Regions from separate parts of the Homo sapiens genome. Here region 2 is linked to region 1. The links are chromatin loops, found by intact Hi-C in ENCODE. Cell type or tissue: endothelial cell of umbilical vein. All regions are shown on one strand. Region 1 has its middle 12 kb from the start of LINC00941. Region 2 overlaps CAPRIN2 (caprin family member 2).

Region 1 (5,000 bases):
GGGCCAGGTGCAGTGGCTCACTTGTAATCCTAGTACTTTGGGAGGCTGAGGCAGGCAGATCACCTGAGGTCAGAAGTTCGAGACCAGCCTGGCCAACATGGTGAAACCCTGTCTCTACTAAAAATACAAAAATTAGCCAGGTATGGTGATGGATGCCTGTAATTCCAGCTACTCAGAAGGCTGAGGGAGGAGAATTGCTTGAACCTGGGAGGTGGAGATTGCAGTGAGCCGAGATTGTGCCACTGAACTCCAGCTTGGGCAACAGAGTGAGACTGTCTCAAAAAAAAAAAGATTTTCTGAATATATTGAAATGAGTTTTCTCATCTTGTCATGAGATGAAAATTTTTTTCTTTGCTCTACGGTTGTGGCGAATGTGCTACTATTATTGTATTGTAGTCTATCTCTACCTTCAGAGATAGTAATGTTCGTTTTATATACTTGGAAGCTCCAGTGTTGAGTGCACAGATATTTCTAATTATTATATCCTCTTGCTAAATGGACCCCTTTGTCATTATGTAGTGACCTTCTTTGTCTCTTTGCAATCTTTGATTTGTGTCTCTATAGGTGAAGTGGGTTTCTTATAGGCGGCATATAGTTGGGTCTTATTTCTTTATTTGTTCAGCCACTCTATGCCTTTTAATTATAGAATTGAGTCCATTTACATTCAGTGTTGTTACTGAAAAGGTAGGACTTATTAGTGCCATTTTCTTCCTTATTTTCTGATTGTTTTGTAACTCCTCTCTTTCTTCCTTTTCTTACTGTCTTTCTTTGTAGTTATTTTCTCTGGTAGTATGTTTTAATTGATCACTTGTTATTTTTAGTGAATCTGTTGTTGGTTTTTGTACTGTGGTTACCATCAGGCTTACAAAAAACATCTCATAGGTGTAACATGTGAATTTAAAGAGATAACAACTTATCTTAGGTCACACAAAAAATAGGAGCAAACAAGGAAAAAAACCCTCTACACTTTAACTCCACTCCTGCAACACACATTTTGACTTTATATTGCCTCAATTTACTTATTTTATATTGCCTGTCTCTTATCAAGTTGCTGTAGGTATTATTGTTTTTAATAGGTTTGTCTTTTGGATTCATACTAGGGTTATAAGTATTTATAAGTATATAAATACACAGTTATGGTATTAGACTACTCTGGGTTTGTCCGTATACTTGATTTTACCAATGGGTTTTGTATCTTCAAATGTTTTCTTTATTTACATTAATGTTTTTTCCTTTCAGAATAAGTAATTACCTTTAGCATTTCTTGTAAGATGAGTCTGGTGGTGGTGAATTCTCTCAGCTTTTGTTTGTCTGGAAAAGACTTTATCTTTCCTTCATATCTGAAAGATAACTTTGCTGGATAAAATATTCTTGGATGTCTGCTTTTTTTCACTCAGCACATTGAAAGTGTCATCTCACTCTTTTTTGGCCTATACAGTTTCTGTTGAGAAGTCTCTTGCCAGATGAATTAGAGCTCCTTTGTATGTTATTTGTTTCTTTTCTCTTGCTGCTGTTAGGATCCTCTCTTAAAAGAGAGAAAGGATCCTCTGTTTGTCATTGACCTTTGAGAGTTTGAAGATTATATAACCTTAGGTTAGTCTTATTTGGGTAAAAAATATTTGGTGTTCTTTTACTTCCCTGTACCTGAATATTTATCTTTTTCTCATGTTTTGGAAAGTTTTCTATTATTTCTTTGAATAAGGTTTCTACACTTCGCCCTTCCTCAACTCTCTCTTCAATACCAATGATGTTTAATTTTGTCTTTTCAGGTAATTTTCTGTATCTTGTAGGTGATCTGTTTCTTTTCTTTTTTCTTCTTTGTCCTCTAACTGTGAATATTTAAATAGCTTCTCTTTAAGCTCACTGACTCTTTCCTCTGTTCAATGCATTTTGCTGTTGAGGGCCTGTAATTAATTTTTTAGTCCAGCAAATGTATTGCTCAATTCCAAGATTTCTGTTTGATTTTTAAAAAATTATTTCAATCTCTTTGTTAAATTTCTCTGATAAATTTCTAAATTTGTTTTCTGTGTTATCTTGGAGGTCACTGCGTTTTCTCAAAACTATTATTTTGAGCCGGGCATGGTGGCTCATGCCAATAATTCCAGCATATTGGGAGTCTGAGGTGGGAAGATCACTTGAGGCCAGGAGTTTGAGATGAACCTGGGCGAGATGGTGAAACCCCATCTCTACTAAAAATACAAAAATTAACCAGGTGTGGTGGTGCATGCGTGTAATCTCAGCTACTTGGGAGGCTGAGGCACAAGAATCACTTGAACCTGAGAGATGGGGGTTGCAGTGAGTCAAGATTGCGCCACTGCACTCCAGACTGGGTGACAGATTAAGGCTCTGCCTAAAAAAAAAACAAAAAAAAAACTATTATTTTAAATTCTTAGAGAGTTCACATATTGCCTGCCATCTTATTAAGATCAGTCACTGGTTCCTTGTTTGGTTGTTTGAAAAAGTCATGGTTCCCTGATTGCTGTTGTTTCTTGTGGATGTACATCTATGTCTTTCATTTAAGGATTAGCTCTTTATTCCAGTCTTCTTGGTGTGGCTTGTTTTGGTTTTTATTGGATATGTTTGCTTACAGATTGTAATTTATCTGTTGACTTCTTTTTTTTCCTTGCTAGGTCACTGCCTTCTTTTTGTCACTAGATGGCACTTTAAGCCCAGGTTTGCTACAGTTCTAGTAAATGATCAGAGTGCTTCCCAGCCCAAATGGGGAGATGCCAAATGAAATATCGCAGTAGTGCAGGAAGGCTGCCTAGGGTGTTCTGCCCAGAGCACGAACCTGTTGAATGAACCTCCTACAGCATGGTGCTGCTGAAGAGCTACTCTGATTTGTGCCTCATTTCGCTGAGTTACAGAGGTTCCAGGGCTGAGGATGGCAGTCTCACTTCCCTCCTTTGTCTCTGGCTGCCCTCAGGAATAGTTTTCCTTTCAAGGTACTCCTGATGCTTCCCTTGGGTTGAGGCAGGGATGGGTCTCCTGCCAGAGAACCCAAGATGCTGGGGAAGCTGGTTGTCCACCTCAACCTCGGTTTTTCCAGTGTGGAAACTATAAGTCAGGGAGAAATTTTCCGTACACTTGGTGCTGAGCAGACTGGGAGGAAAGGCATTGTGGACACGAAAGTCTGATTCTCTTACCATCTTCTCAAAGTTTTTCACTTCTCTGTGGCCCCAGGAACTGTCTCATCTTCATATTCAAGTTTGACATATTGCTGGTAATAATCTCAGCGCTATATATTTGTTTTTGGTTTTCTGTGGAAGAAGCTTGATTCTATGCTGCCATTTTGGAACCCCTGGTGAAATTTTGATTAAGAAATATTCTGGGCTGGGCGCGGTGGCTCACGCTTGTAAATCCCAGCACTTTGGGAGGCCGAGGCGGACGGATCACAAGGTCAGCAGATCGAGACCATCCTGGCTAACACGGTGAAACCCCGTCTCTACTAAAAATACAAAAAATTAGCCGGGCGTGGTGGCGGGTGCCTGTATTCCAGCTACTCAGGAGGCTGAGGCAGGAGAATGGCGTGAACCTGGGAGGTGGAGCTTGCAATGAGCCACGATAGCGCCATTGCACTCCAGCCTGGGCGACAGAGCGAGACTCTGCCTCAAAAAAAAAAAAAAAAGAAAGAAAAGAAAAAGAGAAAAAAAAAAAGAAATATTCTGCAAATGTTTTTATATTTTACTTCCTTTTCAATTACCACCATCAGCATTCTGCAGCCATGTTATTGACAAGCACTTTCACATAGCTCTATACACCTCACCACATTGTTCTCACTCCCTTTCATAAATAGGAATTACTTCTAAGCCTCTGATTCTATGGACTCATCTTGCTTCATCTCTCTCAACATTCTTTGTATTCTGTCATCTGCAACCCTCTCTCTTCCTTTAAATTTTACTGCACCTTTTCATTAAAATATAAATGTAATTCCTATTCTTGGACCTAATGATTCCCTACTTTGGCTTCACATAACAGGAAGAACTCCAGCCTAAGAGTTAGGAATTTCTGATTTATTTACTAAGTACAACACCTAGCTCTCTCTTTACCCTCGGCTCCCACAATGGCTGTGCTGGTTCTCTCTTTACCCTGGGCTCTGCCACTGACTGTGTAGCCTCAGGCTATTAATTTAGCCATCAGAGCCTCAATTTACTTATTGTTAGGTGAAAAGATTAAATCACTGTTGTGGTTTTGTTATGTGATGGTGGTGGTTTGTTTTTCCTTTGTTAATACTAAAACTCTTTCAACAATCTAATGAAATTCATGAACTCTCTAAGGTAAAGCACATTCACACACACATTTTGCAAATAATTTCCAAGTGTTTACAAACTTCCCAGAGCCTATTCATGGACTTGAGCCTAATAATCCTTAGACTGGATATACCCCTTTCTTAATAGTTCTCTCTGGCACTAATTCCTCTTAAAATTAAAAATTAAAAAATTGCAATTTCTATTCCTGCTAAGAATTCATATTTGAGAAAAATGGTTCTGACATCTCTCAGCCATATTCTGATAATCAGAATTTTTAAAAGTCCCTATGCTAAGAAGGTAAGTGGTTTAGGCAAAAAAAGCTCCATAAATCTCAATCTCCTAACCTTTTGATCTGCCCACCTTGGCCTCCCAAAGTGCTGAGATTACAGGCATAAGCCACCTGTTTTTTGCCTCCTAGAAATAAAAGCTAATCACTTGTAGAATTTGGTGGCATTCTCCCTTTGGGTAATTGCTCCAGCCATGTGAAATCCTTGCTTCTCCTTTGCCTTCCACCATGACTGTAAGTTTCCTGAGGCCTTCCTAGAAGCAGAAGCCATTATGCTTCCTATACAACCTGCAGAACCTCTTTTCTTTATAAATTTACCTAGTCTCAGGTATTTGTAGCAATGTGAGAACAGACTAATACAGAAAATTGGTACTGACGAGTGGGGCGTTGCTATAATGATACCTGAAAATGTGGAAGCATCTTTGGAATTGGGTAACTGGCAGAAGTTGGAAGAATGTGGAGGC
Region 2 (5,000 bases), 81 kb after region 1:
GAAGAACAGGATTCAAAACAGCCAGAGACTCCAAAATCCTGGGAAAACAATGTTGAGAGTCAAAAACACTCTTTAACATCACAGTCACAGATTTCTCCAAAGTCCTGGGGAGTAGCTACAGCAAGCCTCATACCAAATGACCAGCTGCTGCCCAGGAAGTTGAACACAGAACCCAAAGATGTGAGTTGATCTGTATCATTCTGCTTCTGTAAGTGTAGGCATAAATAAGGTGTCGTGGTAATGACTTTTTAGTTCTCTTTTTTTTTTTTTTTTGAGATGGAGAAACACTCTGTTACCCAGGCTGGAGTGCAGTGGCACTATCTCTGCTCACTGTAACCTCCGCCTCCTGGATTCAAGCGATTCTCTTGCCTCAGCCTCCTGAGTAGCTGGGACTACAGGCGCATGCCACCACACCTGGCTAATTTTTTTGTATTTTTAGTAGAGACGGGGTTTCACTGTGTTAGCCAGGATGGCCTGGATCTCCTGATCTCGTGATCCAACCGCCTCGGCCTCCCAAAGTGCTGAGATTACAGGCGTGAGCCATTGTGCCCGGCCTTAGTTCTCTTCAAAGCCCATGTGAAGTTAATGTATAAAATATTTCACCCTCTTTAGTGGGTAGATTTATTGTTTTCCCTTGAAAACTGGGAGTTAATCTAGTCTGTCTTTAAGTCTAATCTGAGATGAAATTTCTGCAATTATAAAATGTTGTTTTAATGCCAAATTTTAACAATATAACATGATATGAAAATAGTAGATAGTTTAGATAAGACCATAATGACATAATGTGAACAAGTGAGTAATGCAAATGCTTGTCACAGGATGGGAGATACTGTATTTCATTTGTTGTCATTTACCTGCTATACGAATAACTTTTTCTGACAAGTTATATTTTTCTATATTCTCTTGCTTCTCTTCTACTCATTTATGGTCACTCAGTTTAGCCCAGGTCTTTATGAAGAAGGTTTATGGTGGTTGCAGATATTTCAGTATTGGGGGAAGGATTTGAATTAGTTCTCTATTTCCATTTCAAAATGAGAATTTTTCCAAAGATAGGAAAACTGTTGGCATTAAATATTTTGTAGTTAGGTTTTGGAGAACAAGATTCAGTTAAAACATAAGGCCACATTCTTTTAAGGATAAATAACCTGTTTCAGGTAGATAACACTTACATTGAATAATTCTTGGGTACAGTGCTATGTTAGGGTTGCCTTTTATTAAATTGTAAATTACTTATTTACTACTATTTATAATGCAAACTTGTTACCACCTCATTTGCTGAGATATGTGAACTTGTGCTTCCAGTGTTCTCTATCTCTATGGAGTAGTCTTCCTTGCACATCTGTGCCATTTTAGCTAAAGGCTTTCTGATAAACCATTGGACCTCTAATATAATAATATGAAAAACATTTTGCTTGGGGAAAGCAAAGCATTGCATTTTATAAGTAAATTACCTTTGGCTTAATTCTGTATGGGAACAAAATTTTAGAGTTATTTGGCTATTTTGCTCTCCTTTCTCTCTCAAGTTGCTAATATTAATTTTAGCTTCTTCCTGACCCTACAGAAGATTGTCAGCTTTATTTTATTAACCAAATATCACACAACAGTAACTGTAATGTAACTATTTTGAAAAACATTTAAAAACCCAATTTAATATCTCAAAGCTGCTTTTAAAAACCTGACTTAAAATTCCAGTAGGTGTAGCAATGCAGAACCTTTATCATACCAGAATATTATCATGCTATTTGATGAATTGCATTTAAAATCAGTGTTACATATTTGGAAAGGTCAAAACATATTTAATTTGCTTTTGTGGGACAGATAGCGTTATATTGAAGTTGTAGGGTTTTTCAGTTACTGAGAGGAGAGGATACTTCTATGTGTAATATAGTATTTTTCTGTCTTTCTTGGAATCTGAGCTGTCTAGAATATTGACTAAGTACAGTCAAGTGCAGAATAGAGTTCAAAGCCAAAAGACTAGATAACATGAAATTAATCACTGATGTTCATACCTTCCTCCTAAAAGAGTCCCATATGTACTCACTTATGGTCTCTTAACTCTTATTTTATCTGGTACCTTTGACAAACTTAGCTGTGTGTCTTCTTTGATTAGAAGGTGGAGAAGAGGAGCTAGTGGAGACTGGCATGTTGACAGCTATAAAAAGTAACTGTAAATTGGTCTAATTCAGAATGTGCATCAATTTTAAGCAATTTAGGATGGATATCAGTAGCCCCCAAGAGTGTACTTACTTTATAACAAAATATATGTATCCCTCTCAATTTTAGGGTATGTGTATGTATGTACTTATATATGTATTTACATTTTGATTTCTGAAATCAGATACATCTTAAAACTGGGATGTACATTTAATGTGGTAGTAGTAATTTTTGCCCTGGAAAAAAAAATCATTGGTATGTCTTATTGTCAGTGGCATCTTATCCTAGAGGACATATGGTAACTCATGTCCATAATGAAAACACTCTTAACAAGGAAGTTCTGCTGGATCTTCCCTTTAAAAGGAATATTTTGTGTTTTAGAAAGAGTTCCATGAAAATTGTGAAGGGGAAAAATCTGTTTAAAGTTTGCTTATTTAGAAAAGGTATTTATGAGAAAATTCTTTACCTGTGATAAGTGAACATTGCTGTTTTTTCTTTTCCTTTAAGATGTAGTGATAAACTGTTTCCTAGATTAGGCTCTTGAATTTGCATTTCACTCTTACACATTATGGGTTTATCTTGTAGGTGCCTAAGCCTGTGCATCAGCCTGTAGGTTCTTCCTCTACCCTTCCGAAGGATCCAGTATTGAGGAAAGAAAAACTGCAGGATCTGATGACTCAGATTCAAGGAACTTGTAACTTTATGCAAGTATGAGTCATTTACAAAATCTTAAATGATATTCATGGGGCTTCTGACTGGAAACATTACAGTGAAATTATTAAGAGCATAGATTATTCTGTCAAGTCCTGGCTCTGCTGCCTCCTAGCTCTCCTAGCCTGGAGTTTAGGCAAATTACTTGATTCTGCCTCAGTTTATTTATTTGAAAAATGAGGATTATTGTTCCTACTTTCTAAGTTTGTTAGAACAAAAAAAAATGAATTAAGCATGTGAAAAGCTTAACTTGCTCAAGGATCATTACTGCTATAGATTATCAGTACTGAGAACTGTGAGAACCTACTCTGTGCCTGATATTGTTAGATACCATTGTAGTACAGATACAGAAAATGAGACATTCATTGCCTTCAAGGAATTTATATTCCAGTTGTAGAAGATTGTAAATTTATGTTAAATCAATAGTTAAATGATAAATTGTGTTATACAATATGTTTAAGTTGTGAGATACAGACACAGAATTTGAGAATGGTATGAGATTACTGAGGGCTAAAGTAGTCAAATAAGTATTTTTGTTTAGTAAAAGATCCTGAGCTTTGAATATGGGCCTGGGTTTAAATTCTGTTACTTACCAGCTGTTTATTTAACCTCCAACACTTATTTGCAAAATGTAGGAATTGCCTATACCATCAGATTAGTTGAAGATGTAAGAACTAAAATGCTCCCTGCAAATGTGTAGCTTAAGTATGCAAAATACTGGAAACTTTTCTGAGAGAACCGAGATAGGCAGATACAAGAGCGTGATTTCTCATCTTGAAAATGTTTTAACAGCATGAGCTAGTAAATGGTTGAGATAAATAGATGCTCTTTGGTTGGGTGTAATAAAAATGGGGGTTCTGATTAGACTAGGATTGATGGCTATGTTTAGGACCTTAGTAAGGTCAAGAGTTTCTTTTCTGACTTAGGCCTTAGATTTAGTATTGTAGGCTTTTGTTTTGTTTTGTTTAAAGACAGGGTCCCACTCTGCTTGTCGAGGCTAGGGTGCAGTGGTGTGGTCAAAGCTCACTGCAGCCTCGAATTCCTGGGCTCAAGCGATCCTCTTGTTTTAGCCTCCTGAGCATCTGGGACTACAGGCACATACCACCATGCCTAGCTAATTCTTCAAAAAATTTTTAGTAGCAACAAGGTCTCGCTTTTTTTCCATGCCGGTCTCGAACTCCTGAGCTCAAGCGATCCTTCTACCTCAGCCTCCCAGAGTGCTGGGGTTACAGGTGTGAGCCACTGCGCACGGCCTACTCTTGTGGTTTTAGCACTCTACACAGCCTTAAGTTATGGCAGTTACTTTAGATTTTATTTTTAATTCTTAATTTCTTTATCTATGGAGACTAGTTTTGGCATCCTGAGACAGTGATTAGCTAGATACCTATAGCTTTAGCTAGATATTTATGTGTAGCTAATAGACTATAGGCAGCATCATGAATAATTCAATGGTAATAGCTTTTAAATGAGTAATCTCTGTTTCCACTCTTTATTTAAAATCATATCTTTAGGAGTCTGTTCTTGACTTTGACAAACCTTCAAGTGCAATTCCAACGTCACAACCGCCTTCAGCTACTCCAGGTAGCCCCGTAGGTATGTAATCATTCTAAAGACTTGGAGCAAACGTCTTGAGCTAACAGCTATTTGTTGTTGTTGTCTTTTCAAATGATTTTATTTTAGATGTCCTAATATGTTGGTGTATTAATTTATTCTAACTGTATCCATCTGTTACCAGTTATATGTGGGTAAATTACCATTAGGACATTAGTGTACTTAACTGACTTGTTTTCATTTTTTGGAGAAAGGCTCTGGATGGGTGAATGGAAATACTCAATAGCTGTTTTTGTAATTTATGTTGTTGGTGGAGTGAATTCTGACTAGAAGTTGCTTGACTCCTTTGGACTCTAAATCTAGTGTTGAGGCTTTTGGGTCTTAACTACGGGTGTGATTACCACAATGAAGTGTAGAACAGTGATTAACACAGTAACTAACAAAAGAGCCTGCATTCAAATCTGGTCTGATGCTTCAAAGCTTGGGCTTTTTGCTCCACATTTGTTTCTCTCCAGAGAGGAGTGACATAAAGCTAGTCCAGCTTTAGTGAGCAGTATATACCAGCTTGAAGATTGGTGTAGCAA

Evidence for each region. Peaks named below come from ENCODE experiments on the same cell type or tissue, not always from the same donor. Only the 100,000 strongest peaks of a DNase experiment are listed, where the experiment ranks them.
Region 2: it touches region 1 in a loop (3-fold over the local background); 4 of 110 quality-filtered maps call a loop at or near these places.

The regions. Positions count from the first base shown.
Region 1 is chr12:30,805,291-30,810,290 of GRCh38, reverse strand. No RefSeq gene overlaps it. Among named protein-coding and RNA genes, the nearest start is that of LINC00941, 12 kb to the right of the region's middle. In endothelial cell of umbilical vein, a CTCF peak has its summit at 2,635 (motif pointing right); a DNase peak (open chromatin) is centred at 2,700.
Region 2 is chr12:30,723,828-30,728,827 of GRCh38, reverse strand. It overlaps CAPRIN2 (caprin family member 2), which reads left to right. Exons shown (of 19, transcript NM_001385503.1): 9 at 1-180; 10 at 2,740-2,862; 11 at 4,377-4,458. Among named protein-coding and RNA genes, the nearest start is that of CAPRIN2, 29 kb to the left of the region's middle. In endothelial cell of umbilical vein, no CTCF peak of the experiment used is centred here; a DNase peak (open chromatin) is centred at 2,837; H3K27ac peaks cover 579 bases.